2 separate regions of the Homo sapiens genome follow, and region 1 is linked to region 2. Evidence: read pairs that join two places in POLR2A ChIA-PET (ENCODE). Cell type or tissue: OCI-LY7. All regions are shown on one strand. Links, peaks and the distances in the headings refer to the core of each region. The heading gives the core; the rest is flanking DNA.

Evidence for each region. ChIA-PET counts read pairs that join two places held together with the same protein. Peaks named below come from ENCODE experiments on the same cell type or tissue, not always from the same donor. Only the 100,000 strongest peaks of a DNase experiment are listed, where the experiment ranks them.
Region 1: POLR2A ChIA-PET joins it to region 2 with 11 read pairs; 3 of 35 experiments call an interaction of 5 or more read pairs at or near these places.

What each region holds. Positions count from the first base shown.
Region 1 is chr13:30,319,316-30,328,297 of GRCh38, forward strand. All of the region lies in intron 1 of LOC124903145 (a long non-coding RNA gene), which reads left to right. LINC00427 (long intergenic non-protein coding RNA 427) reads right to left here and starts at 588. Exons shown (of 2, transcript NR_186618.1): 1 at 434-588. In OCI-LY7, for the core only: no CTCF peak of the experiment used is centred there; no DNase peak of the experiment used is centred there.
Region 2 is chr13:30,439,335-30,448,316 of GRCh38, forward strand. LOC107984577 (a long non-coding RNA gene) reads left to right here and starts at 6,411. Exons shown (of 2, transcript XR_001749803.2): 1 at 6,411-6,962; 2 at 8,031-8,982. RefSeq lists a silencer at 5,640-5,831 and enhancers at 6,298-7,183, 6,593-6,772. In OCI-LY7, for the core only: no CTCF peak of the experiment used is centred there; DNase peaks (open chromatin) are centred at 3,847, 4,357, 4,717, 6,467 and 2 weaker places; H3K4me3 peaks cover 4,712 bases; H3K27ac peaks cover 5,000 bases.

The sequences.
Region 1 (8,982 bases), core at 1,725-6,724, 120 kb before region 2:
TAATTAGGCAGCATTTTATTGTGATGCAGTGAGTGTGCAAAGGACAGAGCTGGACTACTCTTAGGAACAAAATTGGCTTCCTGGAGAGCCGACAGAAGAAATCTGGCAACCTAAAAATATTTAAAGAGCTTACGACCCCCAAGGGAGAATTTCCAGCTATTAAAGTAGAAAAGATTAAACATTTGCTGGGCTTGAAAAGGAGATTTTTAATGGAAACACTCAGGAAAATACAGTTTAGATAGAGAATCTTAAAAAAAAAAAAAAGATCAGACCTGTCATATACAGAGCAATCAAATGGGAGACTTTATATTTTCTTCGTAATGACATAAGAAAAAGGATCTAAAAATAGATCCTACCGATAATGAACTCTTCCTTCTCCTGCGTTTATTAGAATATAACACCTTCATTACAGAGAGGACATGTTCCTACTCACCATCTCACAGGCATAAATCTTGACATGGTCTTCACACCCTTTTCCTCTGGCCCCTAATTACAATTCTGCTATTTATTTCTCAACACAGCCTACATTTCGTGTGTTTCTCGTATGAATGAGTTGCAGTGTGTGCTGTGGTTAAGCTGGTGGGCACCAGGCCCAGCTCCCTCAAGTTTGGCTTTCTGACCTTGCCAATGACTTCACCCTTTGTGCCTTAGTTTCCGTGGCTATAGAATGGGGATAATAATAGCACCAGTCTCTGTGTGTTGTCAGGAGGATTAAGGCACAGCATAGCACTGAGGAAAGTGCACAACACTCAGTAAAAACACAATAAATGTTCATCATTATTGTCACTACTCTGCATTCCCTTAGTGCCTATAAAAATAGCATATTTTTAAAATAAAAAAAACAAGATACATGGTCTAACAAAAGATTGTTTTCAGATTCATGGATTTATGTGGAAAGTCTCAAGACATTTAGTTATACATTAAGGTATCTTTTTTATTACTGTAATTACTTAACAATCCTAAAATCCAAGAAGTATTCCACAGCATGGTCCCTGACCTTCAAGCAGTTTATATTCCACTTGAGAGACAGAACATATGCCCATGAACTATTAAACACAAATCCAAAGCAGTTCATGATTATGTATAAAACGAGTAGTTCAGAAGGTGAGAACTAGAAAAATGGGGAGAGGGAATTCTGAGGGAATCAAGTCTCCATTGTGTGCATGAAGTTGATAGAGAACTTCATTTGGACCATGAAATAAAGGTAAGGAAAATGAAGGGATTTTCCAGCAGGCAGGAAGACATGAAGGTAAGAGCAAGTCAACAGAGCCGTTCATCTGCCGCAGGTGATTTGCCTCTGAAATTAGGTGACATCGGTGGATGAGGCACAGGTTATGCAGTTGAGGGGTTCAAATGCCAGAGGGAAGATTCTGACTTCACCCTGAGAGTCTCTGAAGTTTTGTTAGTTGGAAAGTGGCATAAACACAGATGCAATATAGGTTTATATGGGGAGAGACAGGAGTCAAGGAGAAACGCTGATGGTTTTTAATAATAATCTAGGTATAACTCAGACGGGGCCTACCAGGGTGGGGACATTGGGAACATAAAGGAAGTGACAGACAGCCGTGAAAGCATGACAAAGACTCATCCCCTTCGCTCCATTCTCACAGCCCAAATCCTCCCAGAGCAGCCTTTGCTATCTGAGCACACCAAGCCAAGTTCAGGAGCACCAGATGCCAGATGCACCTCCAAGGTTTTCCAAGGTCCTTGTGGACAGTCTCATCCTGATTTCCATTTACTCCCACTTGCCTTTCTATCATGTGTACCCGATAGATTCCAAAAATAGAAAATCATATGTCTCCCTCCTTCTAAAAGCATGTAGTATTTTCCAGTTGTGTAGGCTTTCTAAAAATATTTTTACTCATATTGATGAATAATTTTAAATTAATAAGTCATTAGTAATTTAGTAGTTTTAAAAGTTAGACTGGTGTACACTTTAAATGGGTGCAACTTATTGTACCTAAATCAGTCCTCAGTAAAGTTCATGAGAAAAATAAATAGGTTTAATGGTTGAGGATACAGAGAGGTGGCAATTATTTGAAAGTCAAGTTAAAGAAGCTCAATTAGCCAGTTACCTTTGTCCCCAGGCATTAACTACTGTGGTTTGGAAGTTCATGTGTCATTTGTTATATGCGTGATAACATATACTGTGTCACGGGATTGTTTCTTATGCAAGATTAACAAAATGTGATACCCAGAACAACCAAGTTCTATCTCTATGAGGACGGGGACTTGAAACTACATTTAACTGCATTTACTTGGCACCTCATTGGAGTAGCCTTGGATAGTAGCTCAAAGTGATGATTAGTCTAGATAACCTCTTAAAATGCCTTTCAACTCAGCAAGTAACATATGGATTAGTGTTCTCTAATCCATATGTTTAGAGTTTAATAATGGAGATAGCAGCACGTAGAGAAATGTGATTCAAAGAGTGGTCTCCGGATTGGCAGCCTGGGCGTCACCTGGGAGCCTGTGTTAGACATTCTTGAGCTTCACCTGCCTCCTCCCAAATCAGTGGGGATGGGGCTAGGAATCTAGCAATTGTGTTTTATATCGGCAACGGGGAAGCTCTGTGTGTGTGCACGCCTGTGTGTGAGCCGTAGTCCACATCGGGTGGGAAGCAGAAACATAATGAAGAGTCACATGGCTAAAAATAAGATAGATTTAGTTGATTTTTATAGTAATAGGTATGGAATATTCCTCTAATTATTTTTAGATTTTAGACTTACTATTTCCAGTCAAAATTCAACATCAGTTAAATATATACCATAAGTACTATCTTACAGTAATTCCCAGGAAAGGAAGAAAGAAGATAAAGAGAAGGTAGTGAAAAAGAGTGGGAAGAATTAATTTAATTCACATATTGGTCTAAGCACTCAGAAACAAATATGTTGCTATATGATTAGTACTGCTGTCATTTGGGGGAGCGAGAGTACCCTTTAAATTAAAAATGGTTCCAACAGACTTATCTACTTTTTTTTTTTTTTCTTTTTGAGACGGAGTCTCTCCCTGATACCCAGGCTGGAATGCAGTGGGGCAATCTCAGCTCACTGCAACCTCCGCCTCCCAGGTTCAAGCAGTTCTCCCTGCCTCAGCCTCCCGAGTAGCTGGGATTATAGGCGCTTGCCACCATGCCCAGTTAATTTTTGTATTTTTAGTAGAGGTGGGGTTTCACCATGTTGGCCAGGCTGGTCTTGAACTCCTGACCTCAGGTGATCCTCCCACCTTGGCCTCTCAAAGTGCTTGGATAACAGGCGTGAGCCACCACGCCCAGCCCTTATCTACATTTTTTTTAAGCACACATATTTCTGAGATGCTTTTGTTCCTGGAATCTAATCCCAGCAGTTAGTCTAACCTCCCACACATTGCAGGAACCCCTCCCTGGTCATCGTCTCTGGATGGAGTCACACAGCCTCTGCTTCGGCATCTGTCTTGTATGCTGCCTTACAAACCTTACAGCTGCCCTCACGCTTTGCACCTGTGAATGTGGACTCTCCTTCTTCGGGTGCCTTGCTCTGCATGGTTCAGTGCCTTCGCTGTGCTCTTCTACCTGAAATCTCCTGCCTCTACTTGTCTACCAGGAAAACCCTAACCGACCACCAAGCCTCAGCTCAAATGCTGTGTCCTATGGAAGTTCCTCTAGGCAGATTTAGTGGCTGCTTCTGCTGGACCTCCCATAGACACACACACACCTTTGTCCACACATCCATTATAACCACTATCTTTTCTCATTGCATATGCTTATTATGTTCAAATTCATCTCCCCACTAGACTAAGTCCCTTGAGGCCAGGAATGATGTCTTACCTTTGCATTCTCAGCAGCTAGTCTATTGCCCAGTAATAAAGTATTACTTAATGAATACATCAAATGAATGTATGAATAAATGATACCTAAACAAAGTTCTACAGGAGCCTAGAAATGGGAGCTATAACCGGTGACTGGCCACACTGAAGAAGCAGCATTTGACCTTGTATTGAAGAACAAGTTTGATTTTGCTTGGCAGAAAAAAAAAAAGGAGAGGACTATAAGCAGAAGAATAACAAGAACAAAGGCATAGGAGTGGGCAAATCCGTGGTCTTCTCAGAGAGCACCTCATGTTACAGGTCCAGTGGAAGACAGACATGAAAGAGGAAGTTTGGACCAGAATAATGTATGTGCTAAGGAGCTGTGGGCCTTATTCTGGACATAATAAAGAACCATGAAAAAATTTTGAATAGGGAAAAGTCATGACCAGATACATGACTTGATTGGAGGTTGGTTAGAAGGAAATTGCTATGATCTGGGCAATTGAAGTAAGTGAAAGCCTGATAGAGTTGCAGCAGCAGTAGGAGGAGGGAAACCAAGTAAATTTGAGAAGCATTTTGGAAATAGGATCAAGATGACTTGGCAACCAATTGAATATGGGAAGTGAGGAACCAGTGAAGCTGAAGCTTGGCCAAGCTTTCTGACCTGGCAACTGAGTGAACACTCAGACAACACCACCTACAACTATATCGTCTTTACAGGCAGATTGGAAGCTCTGAGAGAGTAAGGCCCTTGCTCTTGGTGTATCCTCTACATCTCTTGTAGCTCCTAACACTGACCGTGCATTCAGAGGTTCCTAGTAAACATTTGTTGAAAGAATTGATGATGTTTCTTATACTCACCAAATATGTCAAAAAGGAAAATATAATACAATGTCTTTTCTTCAGAGACATTTTCAAATTCTCAGCATGTTTTTCCACCACAAATGAATTCACAACTATCTCATTCAACTTGTACATCCACAAAAGTGACCCATTGTTGCACAAACTGAAATCTCCTTTAAGATTGTGTGTGTGCTGGGGAGGACAGTCAAACGGTTGGTATTTTTACTTTTTTTTTTTTTTTTTTTGGAGAGAGGGCTATGATATTTTTGGTCCTCTGAAAATGAATCCAAAACAATAAAACAAGCTGAATGTTTTCCTCTAGTGGAAAGAAAGAAAGCAAACCTACTACAGGTAAATTGAAATCTTCAAACAGACCCATAACACACTGCTGAGACATTCTTGAGATGATGGCTTTAGTTAGACTGGGGCCACACATCTTTACATTTCTTCATTCACCTGGCAGGACTAATGAGATTTTATGGCGGGCAAGCTGTTTATCCCTTGGGTGACATTGGCAAGCACATCTATATCTTTATCAATCAAGGGTTTTCTGCACTGCAACTCCCACCCCCAACCTAAAGATTGCCCCAGCCTGGATCACAACATTTACAACACGTAAGAACCTCATTCCTTTTCATCAACACTCCACCCATCACTTTCTGTTACCTAGATCTAATCATGTGTGTCCTAACATCACATTGCTCCATAACAAGGGGCAGGAAGAAGAAATGAATAAAAGGAAAAGAAAAAAAGGTTTCGATGGTACCTGCAAGTTGATGCAGAGCTGACAGCTCCATGGCTAGAATATTATATTTGCCCAATAGAACAATAGGTCTGCTGGCAAGCTGTTACCTACAGTACTGTATCTGCTGAACAGGTGGAAAAAGCTCTCTTCCCCTCTGCAGTGGTTTAGGAACATGAGGAGGTGACCACCACTCCAGTTTGGAAACAAGGATTTGGTTCCCCTTTGTAGCTTTCATATTGCCTGAATTCACCTGCAATGTCTATTTTCAGTACTTAATAAATACTCATATACACATGAACATACAAACTCACATATTTAACAATTGCCATCATAAACTCTCAGGATGATGTATCCATTCTACCTTTGCAACCTGGAAAATGTCCCCAGATCTCAGACCAAGGAGATACTGGGGAAATGGCTCTGCAAAAATCCAGGAACAGGTTTTGGTTCTGGTTCTCCCATAGAATATATCTATAACACCTGGACAGAATGCTTGGTGCAGCTGCTTGAGAACTCTTGAAAAAGTAAACAGTAGCAGGTAGATTGTGGGAGAAAACCAGAATTCAAAAGTATCACCAATTGACTGTGGATTTACCATGTTTACCCTCTGTATTCCCTGGACAGGACTCAAGGCAGCCTTTGTGACAGGGAGGGTTCCAGCATAAACCTTCTAGTTCAGACTCAAGGTGAGAGAAGAGTCTTCTGGCAGTGGCAGCCACAGCATGGAAGGCCCACAGCACAGAATATGCTGTCGAAGCGGGACCTTCCTCTTCAGTCAAAGGAATCATGGTCCCAAGACCATGCTTTTTCTTTTCTCTGGGCTCCCACCACTTGGTCCTGGACAGGGCAGAGTCACAGTGAGTGCACAGAAGAGCAGGGTGATAAGGCTCCAGTTTTCTGGATGGATAGCCAAAAAGGTGAATCCTGGGAAACTGGAAAGTGCCAGGGAGATGGTAGAGAGAAAGGAGCTTGGGAAAACGAACCCAGACAGTTATTTGCTGGCTTGTGGGCACACCCTTGAGCTGTGCATTCTTGGATTTGATCACAAACATCATAACAGAGACTTTGAGAACTGAATTAACAGCTACATCGCTATCTAGGTCCCATCCTGACCATGAAATAATAGGCACCCAGGAGAAACGTGAACAGGACCACAGTGACTTTGAAAATAGAACTGACATTGCAACCACAACCACAGAAAGCTGATCAGAACTTGCAGTCTAAACCAATTGTGTCAATTGCCTGCTAAAAAAACATAAGTAAATGAACAAACCTGTACAGATTGAAACAAGACCTAGTGTCTCATAATATAATATTCAAAATGCTCATGATATGCTTCAAAACTAGTCGCCATGTGAACCAGGAAAATCTCAACTCATGAGAGAAAAGACAATCAATGGATGTCAATATGAAGAAAACACAAATGTGATAGTTATTTGACAAGAAATTAAAGCGACTTTTATAAAAGTGCTCTAAGAAGTAAGAACCAACACTCTAGAAAGCTTTAGCAAAGAGAATAAAGATTGAGAAAAGTAAAAATTAAAAAAAAAATTAAAAACCACCCAGAACTTCAGGGTCCTGTGAAACAATTCCCCAAAAGCCTAATATTTGTGTCATCAGAGCTCCAAAAGGACAGGAAAAAGTGTGGTACAGAAAAATACTCAAAAAATAAAGACTGGAAACTTCCCAAATTTGGCAAAAAGCACAAACCTATAGAAATTCAGTGAACTCCAAACAGGACAAACCCAGAGGAACCTATGCCCAAACATTCTAATGAAACTGCTAAGAACTAAAACCAGCCCCGAAAATATTAAAACAGTCAGAGAAAACCAACACACTATTTATAGAGGAACAATTAAATGACTGTGGAATTCTCATCTAAAACAATTGGAGGCAAGATGATAAAATGCTGAAAGAAAAAAAATTGTCACCCTAGAATTCTATATTCTAAGAAAATATCCTTCAGGAATGAAGGTGGAATAAGAACATTATCAGATACATGAAAAATAAGAGAATTTTTGGCAGCAGTCGTGCTGTAGAAGAATTACTAAAGAAAGATCTACAGACAGTTACCTCGTGTGAAAGAAACTAGACTCAAAAGGTTATGTACTGTAATGATTTCATTTATATAGCAATTTCAAAAATAAAAATTTGGCAACAGAGAATAGATCAGTGGTTGCTAGGGTTCGGGGTGGGATGAGGGTGTGATTAAAATGGGACAGCATGAAGACATTTTGGTGTGATGAAGCTGTTCTGCAACCTGATTCTCTACACTCATTAAAAGGCGTAGAATTCTACACACACCCAAGGTCAATCTTGCTGCATGTTAATTTTTTTTAGGCCAATAAACAAGAGATGTTCCTCTCTAAGAACCTTCTAGTCTAAATAATACTGAATAATACTTCACCACCTTCCTTGGACACCTGCTTGTGAAGGTCATTGACAAGGCCAATGCCCGGTTGTTTCTGCTGCCCTTGAGTGTGCAGCTCACAGCTGAATTTACCCTCCCCACCTGCCCCACTGCCAGTTCAAGCTCAGAAAATATCACACGTTTGAGCTGAACAATGAATAAGAAGTCAGGAGGCATTTTGTGGGACTGCCCTCTTCTACAAAATCTATAAAGCTCACCTCCCTTCGCCCCTCCTGAGAAACAAGATAAGAAAAAAAACCATTGAACTTATGAAGATCAGGACTTATATATCTAGGTGTCACCTCATCATTGGAGCACCCACTTCTGTGTTTCCTTCCTAGCTGCTGCACCCCAAAATGTGCAGCAAAGCCCCAGCAGGCCCTGGAGCCCCTACCTGCTGCACTACCCTACCACTCCACTGATGTCTAGAGTATTTCTCTTGCAGCAGATATCCTTTTGGTCAAAGTAATAATTGTCCTTTTGTATCAGGTGGTTGGTATTCTTATTTTCGCCTTTGGCAGACCCATAGGAGGAAAAGAGAATCGCATGTTTGCAGGAGAAGGGATAAAATAAAAATAAGACCTTAGGCATTGCTCTAATACTGCAGTTCTGCATTGTTTAAAAACCGTGTTTGTGGCTGGGCGCGGTGGCTCATGCCTGTAATCCCCGCACTTTGGGAGGCCAAGGCGGGAGGATCATGAGGTCAGGAGATCGAGACCATCCTGGCTAACATGATGAAACCCCATCTTTACTCAAAATACACAAAAAATTAGCCAGGCATGGTGGCAGGCACCTGTAGTCACAGCTACTCAGGAGGCTGAGGCAGGAGAATGGCATGAACCTGGGAGGCTGGAGCTTGCAGTGAGCCGAGATCACGCCTCTCCAGCCTGGGCAACAGAGAGAGACTCCATCTCAAAAAAAAAAGCAAAACTGTGTTTGTGTGACTCTTTCCCCCTTAAGGCAGGCATTATGCCTTACTCAGTTTTGTGTCTCCAGGGAACTGCACAGTGATAGACATGTGGAGGCACTCATAGAGATATAGGTTGTAAGTAAGTGAATGCATGCACCCATGGCTGAATAAATGAACCGTGTGACTGATACAATTCTGCAAATACAGCAGATGCCCAAGTGGGTCTCTTAGCTCTGACAGCAGGCAAAGGTGGTGGTGATCCAGTGGCCTAGAGAGGGCAGGGTGCCA
Region 2 (8,982 bases), core at 2,512-7,511:
TGTCTCTACAAAAAATATATAAAGTAGCTAGGTGTGGTGGCTGGCACCTGTAGTCCCAGCTACTTGGGAGGCTGAGACAGGAGAATCGCTTGAGCCTGGGAGGTCAAGCCTGCAGTGGGTGGTAATGGTGCCACTGCACTCCAGCTTGGGTGATAAAGTGAGACCCTGTCTCAAAAAAAAAAGAAAAGAAAATAGTAGGAATGGCTAATTGATGAATAGGTTAGTTCAAAAGAGAGCTCCTAACTGCCCACTGGCCGTACCCCAATTAAAGTAACTTCCAGAAATAATTCTTCTTCAAAAATACATTATCTATGCAAAGGATTCTTTATTAATAACATACATCAGGGTTTGGCAAACTATCTGTGGGCCAAATCCAGCCCGCCTCCAGTTTGGGTAACTGTAAGTTGCTTAGAGTACAGCCAGGCTCGCTCTTTTTGGATTGCCGATGGCTGCTTCCAACTACTATGGTGGAGCTGAGCAGTTGTGATAGAGACCCTACAACTCACAACACTGAAGACCTAAGTTGCAGACTGAAAATGAACCTTACAGGAAAGGTTTGCTGACCCTTGACCTACATGATCTAAGGATATAGTGCGTAATTTGTCTGGAAGTGCCATTAACTTGCTTTCTCCAGTGGGAATGTAGCATGGTTGGGTACATTAATCCTGAAATAAGTGAGAGATCCAGACCTCCTGTGTGTCCTTCCCATCAGACACTGACCTAGGGCCTGGAATCTCCCTAGCTTGCTAAGGAAGCAGTGACCTCTGGTTACCAAGTAGAGGGATCAAGTCCTCCTGGCTTTCCAGGACTGTCATGGTTTAAAAACAAAGTCTCACCTTCCGGGAAATCCCTCAGTCCTAGGCAAACCAGGATGGTTGGTCACCCTGAGATATAATGGATAGATCATAGGGCCCAGGGCAGACTAACTTGAGCTCAAATCCCACTTTTGTGACTTCACACCATGCAACCTTGGGCAAATTACTTTACCTCCCTGAACCTCAGTTATCCTGTCTATGAATTGGGACTGAATCTATTTGAGGAGTTGTAAGGATTAAAGGAGATTATGGGCCAGGCACAGTCGCTCATGTCTCTAATCCCAACACTTTGGGAGGCCAAGGTGGGAGGATCAGATCACTTGAGGCCAGGAGTTCAAGACCAGCCTGAGCAATATGGCAAGACCTTGTCTCTACAAAGAAAGGAAGAAAGGAAGAAAGAAAGAAAAAGAAAGAAAGAAAGAAAGAAAGAAAGAAAGAAAGAAAGAAAGAAAGAAAGAAAGGAAGGAAGGAAGGAAGGAAGGAAGGAAGGAAGAAAATTATGCACTGAAAGAGCTTACTTGCACATAATAGACATTGACTAAATACTAGTTCCCTTTCTACCTTTTTGACCACCATTAGCTAAAGTTTTAAAAAACTCAATCTTTAGCCAAAACTCCTTTTTTCATAAAAGGAGAAAATTAGGCCAGGCATGGTGGCTCACGCCTGTAATCCCAGCACTTTGGGAGGCCGAGGTGGGCAAATCACTTGAGGTAAGGAGTTCGAGACCAGCCTAACCAACATGGTGAAACCCCATCTCTACTAAAAATACAAAAAAATTAGCCAGGCATGGTGGCGCACACCTGTAGTCCCAGCTGGAGGCTGAGACACAAGGATCTCTTGAACTGGGAGGCGGAGCTTGCAGTGAGCCGAGATCACACCACTGCACTGCAGTCTGGATGACAGAGAAAGACTGTCTCAAAAAAAAAAAAAGAGGAAATTAAAATAACTTTTGTATGCTCCCCATGTTCTAGTGATGTCATTTTTTTGCCCCTTATAAATACATACCTAATAAACAAATAACTTATTCTGCAGTGGAGAAAATAAACCATACACATATAATTGCCCGATTACTGTTTTATATTTTAGAGTCTGGAGACAAGTGGTTGCTTCTGTTTTGTCCAACTATGGATACATCGCAGAAAGGTTTGCTCTGCTCAACTAGTTAAAGTGGCACCTGATGCCCCAGGTCCGTGGCCAGATGCAGAACTCTGGGCAACAAGGGCCAGGGCCTTTTTCTAATCTAGCATTTCATGCCTCTAACGGAAAATGTTGGCAGGAAGTTGATAGAGCCTGAGAGTGCTACCTCACTTGTGATTCATCTGATGGATCAGTGTGACCTGAAGCACTAAGTTAACCAACAGGCTCATTAATTTTTAAAAGAGGTGGTTAGTAATAAACCAATAGTGCTGTACAAATCCAATAGCAGCCTACACACCTTCAAAAGTCCCCAGAATGAGATCAAAGGACAAGGCAGCATCAGTTTCATTCCAACAATAGCATTTTGATTTAACATCCACTTTGTTGGCAAATGTGCAGGAATAAAATAATGCGTATTCCTATAGTAATTTATATTCTAAATTACACTGAAAAGCCTAGGTGGTCCCCAACAAATTCAATTTCCTTTAGACTGTAGCTATATTAGTTTGAAGAATCAAGTTTGTACTGGATGAACTGATCAAATAAATCTAAAACTATCAGCATGTTAATGGAATATCCATTACCTAAGGCCAGGCGTGGTGGCTCACACCTGTAATCCCAGCACTTTGGGAGGCTGAGGTGGGCGGATCACGAGGTCAGGAGACCAGCCTGGCCAACATGGTGAAACCCCATCTCTACTAAAAATACAAAAATTAGCCAGGCGTGGTGGTGCGTGTCTGTAATCCCAGCTACTCAGGAAGCTAAGGCAGTGAGAATCACTTGAACCTGGGAGGCAGAGGTTGCAGTAAGCTGAGATCGCGCCATTGCACTCCAGCCTGGGCAATAGAGAGAGACTCCATCTCAAAAATGAAAATAAAAATAAAAATAAAATAAATAATGCATACCTAATGTATCATAATGGTTCAAAATACCTACAATCATAGCTGGTTCCCAATGAATTTAATTTACTTGAGCTTGTGGCCATATGATTTTAAGGAATCAAACTTTTTGCTTAATTTATTAGTCAAATCAGCCAAAACTTATAAATTCAGTGAAAAAAATAGTTGTTTGGCTAATTTGAGTGGTTAATGCAGTAAAGTGAGTCAAATTATTAGCTCAAAATACATACTGCCTTAATTTGATCTAAACTATAAACATCTGCTTTGCCTTTTTGGTTAGGGTGACACCAAAAAGCATTAGTTTCCAAACTTGGCTGAGCATTAAGAATCCCCAGGAATGCTTTTAAAACTTCCAAAGCCCAAGCCACACCCAGACCAAGTCAATCAGAATCCATTGGGTGAACCCAGGCATCAATCCCCTGGATGATTCCAATGTTCAGAATTCAAGAAATTCCTTGAGATCAGGAATTCAAGACCAGCCTGGGCAACATGGCGAGATCCCATCTCAAAAAAAAAAAAAAAAAAAAAAAGAAAAAGAAAAGAAAGCAATAGCTAACGATTTATTAAGCTGTCACCAAATGCCAAGCATAATGGCAGGCATTTTCCATGGATTATTTTATTAAATTCTCACACATACCAGTGAAACCTTATAAAGTCAGTAGGATTGTTGTGCCCATTTGACAAATGGAGAAATTGAGGCACAGGAGGCTGGGTACTTGCCCAAGGATACCCATACTAGCAAGTGGTCAAGTGAGAGTCGTCACAAATGCAGTGACTCCAAAGCTTTAACTTGAATTATTTTTTAAAACCAGTGACTTAAAACTCAGTGCTTCTTTAGGTCTTTGTACTTCCTTATCTTATGTCTTGAGGGCATTGGTTTGTATCACTTTTCTTTGTTTCTTGGTTTTCTTTGTTTCTGGACGCCAAGGCCTCTCCAAATAGCACGCGAAAGCAATTTCTCATGCCCCTGGGAGAGAGGTAGGCGTGGCTTTATGGATGTGATAGGCAGAGGACTTAATATTCTGCATTAACATCTCCTTCTCTCTCAAGGGAATTTCTAGCAGACTTAAAGCACTGTAGGCAACAGAAAGGAAACCTGAAATGCAACATCCACCTGGAAGACACATACATATTTGCTGAAGCGTGTTTCAAATTTAACTGAAAAAGAAGAAGAATATAATTGTGCTTCTCATTCACTGCAAATCTTGTGATTTCATAGTCTTCAGTGTTGACCTGTCAACCTGTATGGGTTGTTTGTTTAAAAAGGTTGTATTTTTATTTTATTTTATTTTTTTAGGCAGACCACTTAAGTATCATGTGTTACTGAATACCAGCTGAATTATTTTGTTGTTGTTGTTTTGACAGTCTTGCTCTGTTGCCCAGGCTGGAGTGCAGTGGCCTGATCATAGCTCACTGCAACCTCGAACTTCTGAGCTCAAACGATCCTCCAACCTCAGCCTCCTGAGTAGCTGGGACTACAGGCGTGCACCATCATGCCCAGCTATTTTTCAAAAAAATTTTTGTAGAGATGGAGATCTGACTTTGTTGCCCAGGCTGGTCTCAAACTCCTAGCCTCAAGCAATCCTCCCACCTCAGCCTCCCAAGGTTCTGGGATGATAGGTGTGAACCATTGCATCTGGCCCACCAGCTAAATTCTTAACATTTAAACTATAAACATTACAATTTTTTGTTGCAGAACAAAAATGAAAAGAAGAAAGATGAAAATACACTACAATGTCACGGTCATTTGCACCAGTTTCCTGTGTACAGCTCTGCTGCTCTACGCTCATTTCTCAATCAGGTTTTGTCTCTCTTTTTTGCATTAAAAGCTGAGAGAGGAGCTAAAACTGCCCTGAGAAGCTCCCCCGGGACCCTGCCTGATCATCAGGGGAATGGGGCCTACCTCAGCAGTCTACTTTCTTCATTCAGCCCTATAGCCTCAGGAGAGAAGTTTGTCTCGCTCAGAGGAAGCAGTGGCCGCTCTGTCCCATACCCTGTCAGGCCATTTCCCATAGGAGACTGGACCTAGGGTGTGTGCTCAGGGTCCCAGTTTCTGCGGCGTTGAGCGGGTCCGGTACTCCTTTCCACACCAGGCTGAACCCCAAGGAAGCGAATCCATGTCCTCGTGGAAGAATAGGCCCCAAAGTGCCAAGCATCAGCCCCGTCAGTGCTGCCTGGAGAGCCGCCTGTGTCCTGCAGAACTTACACCCATGCAAGAGTGCACCCACTCAGCAAATGCGGGACACCGTCAGGAAGAACAAGACATCCTTGCTTCAGCTTCCCTCCTGTCACCTTTCCACTTCCCTTTGGGGAAGGTGTGCCTGGGTTTGCACACGGACTGGGGCCCCATCCCTGTTCCCCGCTGTGTGTGGCAGGGCAAGGGAATGCATTTTTAAATACCTTTCAGGCTAGGATTCCTTTTTTTTTTTTGATGGCATACTCTAACTCCAACATTTCTTCTGTAAGTATCACCAGTTATTTTACTAAAATCTAGATTTCCCAATCCAAGTGTTAGGAAGGTACTATGCTGCTGCTGCTTTGGGGCTTTCTGTCTGGCAACATCTATAAACAGTGCAATAGTGACTGTAGTCAGTTTCACGGTCTCATGTCTGAATCTTTTTTTTTTTTTTTTTGACAGAGTCCCACTCTGTCTTAGCCTCCCAAGTAGCTGGGATTACAGGCGCCTGCCTCCACGCCCAGCTAATTTTTTATTTTTAGTAGAGAGGGGGTTTCACCATATTGGCCAGGCTGGTCTTGAACTCCTGAGCTCAAGTGATCTGCCCGCCTCGGCCTCCCAAAGTGCTGGGATTACAGGCGTGAGCCACCGCGCCCGGCCCTTTTTTTTTTTTTTTTTTGAGACAGTCTCCCTCTGTCCCCCAGGCTTGAGTGCAGTGGGGCGATATCTCGGCTCACTGCAACCTCCGCCCCACCAGTTCAAGTGATTCTCCTGTCTCAGCCTCCCGAGTAACTGGGATTACAGGTGTGCATCACCACACCCAGCTAATTTTTGTATTTTTAGTAGAGACAGAGTTTCACCTTGTTGGCCAGGCTGGTCTCGAATTCCTGACCTCAGGAGATCTGCCCACCTCGGCCTCCCAAAGTGCTGGGATTACAGGCGTGAGCCACGACACCCGGCCTAGGCTTCCTTCTTTAAAGACAAATTTCCAGTGGGGCTCTGTAAGTAATCCTCATATTTTCTCGTTGAGGAGTGTGGCCAGAGAAGGTGAGTCTTCTGCACGTAGCAGGGGGGAAATGGTCAGGAGATACTGTAAAAGCACTAAGAAAACCGGAAGGAAAAGGCCAGGCTCCAGGAGCACAGAGACTGGATGGATTCCTGCTTCCCTGTCACTCGGCTCTGTTCAGGCGGTGCAGTCACTTCCTTCACCTCAGTGTCCCTGTTTGTGCAAATGAGGTGACTATTGGTGCCGACCTACTTCCCAGGCAGTTTTGAAGAGAAGTGGCAAACGTTGAAGGGCGCACACTCTCCTTCCCCAAGCTCCCTCCCTCCCCACGTGTGCACCCAGAAGGAAATAAAAGCCGTAATTTGCACTGGCGAGTCGGCCCGCCTCGTCGAGGGTTCCGCTGAGCTGCTCACAAGGGCGTGCGGAGGCCCGCGGCCGGCCCTGGCCCCTGTGGTGGCAGCAGCTGGCTGGCTTCCCGGGCGGCTACCTCCAGCTGCAGCTGTCGGTGCTATTTGCAGCTCTCCACATCCTGAGAGCTGGACGCCGAGGACCGCTCCCTGGAGGGCGTGCGTAAAATGCAGCAGCGGAGCGGTGAGGAGATTACCGGAAAAACTGGGAGCGGAGTCAGGCTCGTTCTGGAGCAGGGAGAGGCTTGGGAAGTTGCGAAACGTTGACCTGCAGGGTCTTGAGGAACTGTCGGCCTGGGCTGTCCCCGTGGGTCATTGAACATTAATCAGCCACCAGTCCTCGACCAAGCCAACCGAAATAGAGTCAGCAGGCAGAATGACGAATACAGTTTGAAAGGGAACGAACTTACTCTTATTCTCTCCTTGGAAAGGCCTTTCCAGACTCTCGAACTCACCCCTGTCACATTACCCTGTTGTGTTATCTTTGTGGGCCTGCGCAGCACCTGAAATGATCTGTCTTAGGTATGTGTGTGCTTGTTCATTGTTTTGTCTTCTCCGTGAAAATCTAAGCTCCTAGAAACTTTGTGAGGGAGGCAATGGGTCTGTTTTGTTTACCTCTGCATCTGCAGGGCCGAGTACAATGCCCAGCTCATTTGTAAATGAGTGAAGGAGTCCCCTACTAGCAGGCTGCCTACTCATCAATCAAGTAGTTGTTGGGTTTCTCATTTTTACCTTTGGAGATGTTGTCTTCGACCTACGGGAAGGAATTGGATCTATTTGAGGGTAAAGAAATTCATCCTCCCTGGGTTTATGTATTTTCCAACCCACTGCATAGAGTCTGACAAAATATTAATGGTCTTCACTGTTTCTTTTGATGATGTCTGCCACTTGTCACTATTTAATGTAATTTCATGTCATTTAAAGAAAGTAAAATTAGGGGCTGGGCGCAGTGGCTCATGCCTGTAATCCCAGCACTTTGGGAGGCCGAGGCGGGCGGATCACCTGAGGTCAGGAGTTCGAGACCAGCCTGGCCAACATGGTGAAGCCCCGTCTCTACTAAAAATACAAAAATTAGCCAGGCATGGTGGCGGGCACCTGTAATCCCAGCTACTCGGGAGGCTGAGGCAGGAGAATCGCTTGAACCCAGGAGGCGGAGGTTGCAGTGAGCCGAGACTGCACCATTGCACTCAGCCTGGGCCACAAGAGTGAAACTCTGTCTCAAAAAGAAAAAAAGGAAAAAAAAAAAAGAAAGTAAAATTATAGGGTAACTAGAAAGTTACAATAGTGTAACAAGCATAATCATTTAGAAGATTTTCACCTGTAACGTGGTTAAGATAAGTTTGAGACTCAGTTCAATTCAACACATTTGACTTTCAGACAGATCCAATGTAGTCTGTTGTATTTAGAAAGAATTCAGACCTTTATAAGGACGATTTCATGACATTAATGAAATTTATGTGTTAATGGAACTGAAGGACTTCACTCTGAAAGCAAGTGTTCTCTAAACCTAAATATTTTAAGAAGAAAATTAGTTGAAAGTTTAAAAGCTTGTCAAAAGTGACAGTCATTTCATTTCTTTTCTTTTTTTAGAGATGGGGTCTCACTGTGTTGCCGAGGATGGAGTACAGTGGCTATTCACAGGCACAGTCATTGTGCACTACATCCTGGAACTCCTGGGCTTAAGCAATCCTTCTGCCTCAGCCTCCCAAGTAGCTGGGACTATAGACACACACCACCACACTCAGCAAAAGTGACAATTGTTTCTAATACAGACATCCACACCTGGACATACTGTGAAAATTATATTCATTGGGCATATTAGTGTCCGTTCTTTCCAAGATCTGAGTTCATAATGTTTTCTTCTGTAATTGTAATGAAATATCACCATTTCTTGCTAGCATTATACCAAATCCCTCTAGGCAACTGGGTAGCAGGCTATATGCCAACCTAGGTTTTTGGAGATGACTTGTATCTTGTTTGCTATTAGAGCCAACATGTTAGAATTTGTGATTTGTCACAGAGTAGAAGACGAGTTCACTCAAGAAGCACTTATTTATGAGCACCTACACAGGTGATAGAACAGTCAAAAGACAGGAGTTCTGGCCCTTCTGGAACTGACAATCTTACTAGAAAAATAAATGTTACCACATCACTTGAACAAAGGCACAATTATGCAATTTGAGTTGTGTTTTGACTTCCTTCCCACTACCTTGTTTTTTTGTTTTTGTTTTTTGTTTGTTTTGTTTTGTTTTTATGCTGGAGGTGTTGTGGGAGATGGAGTTTTGCTCTTGTCACCCAGGCTGGAGTGTGATGGCACGATCTCAGCTCACTGCAACCTCTGCCTCCCAGGTTCAAGTGATTCTCCTGCCCCAGCCTCCTGAGTAGCTGGGATTACAGGCATACGCCACCACGCCCGGCTAATTTTTTGTATTTTCAGTAGAGATGGGGTTTCACCATGTTAGTCAGGCTGGTCTCGAACTCCTGACCTCAGGTGATCTGCCTGCCTCAGCTTCCCAAAGTGCTGGGATTACAGGTGTGAGCC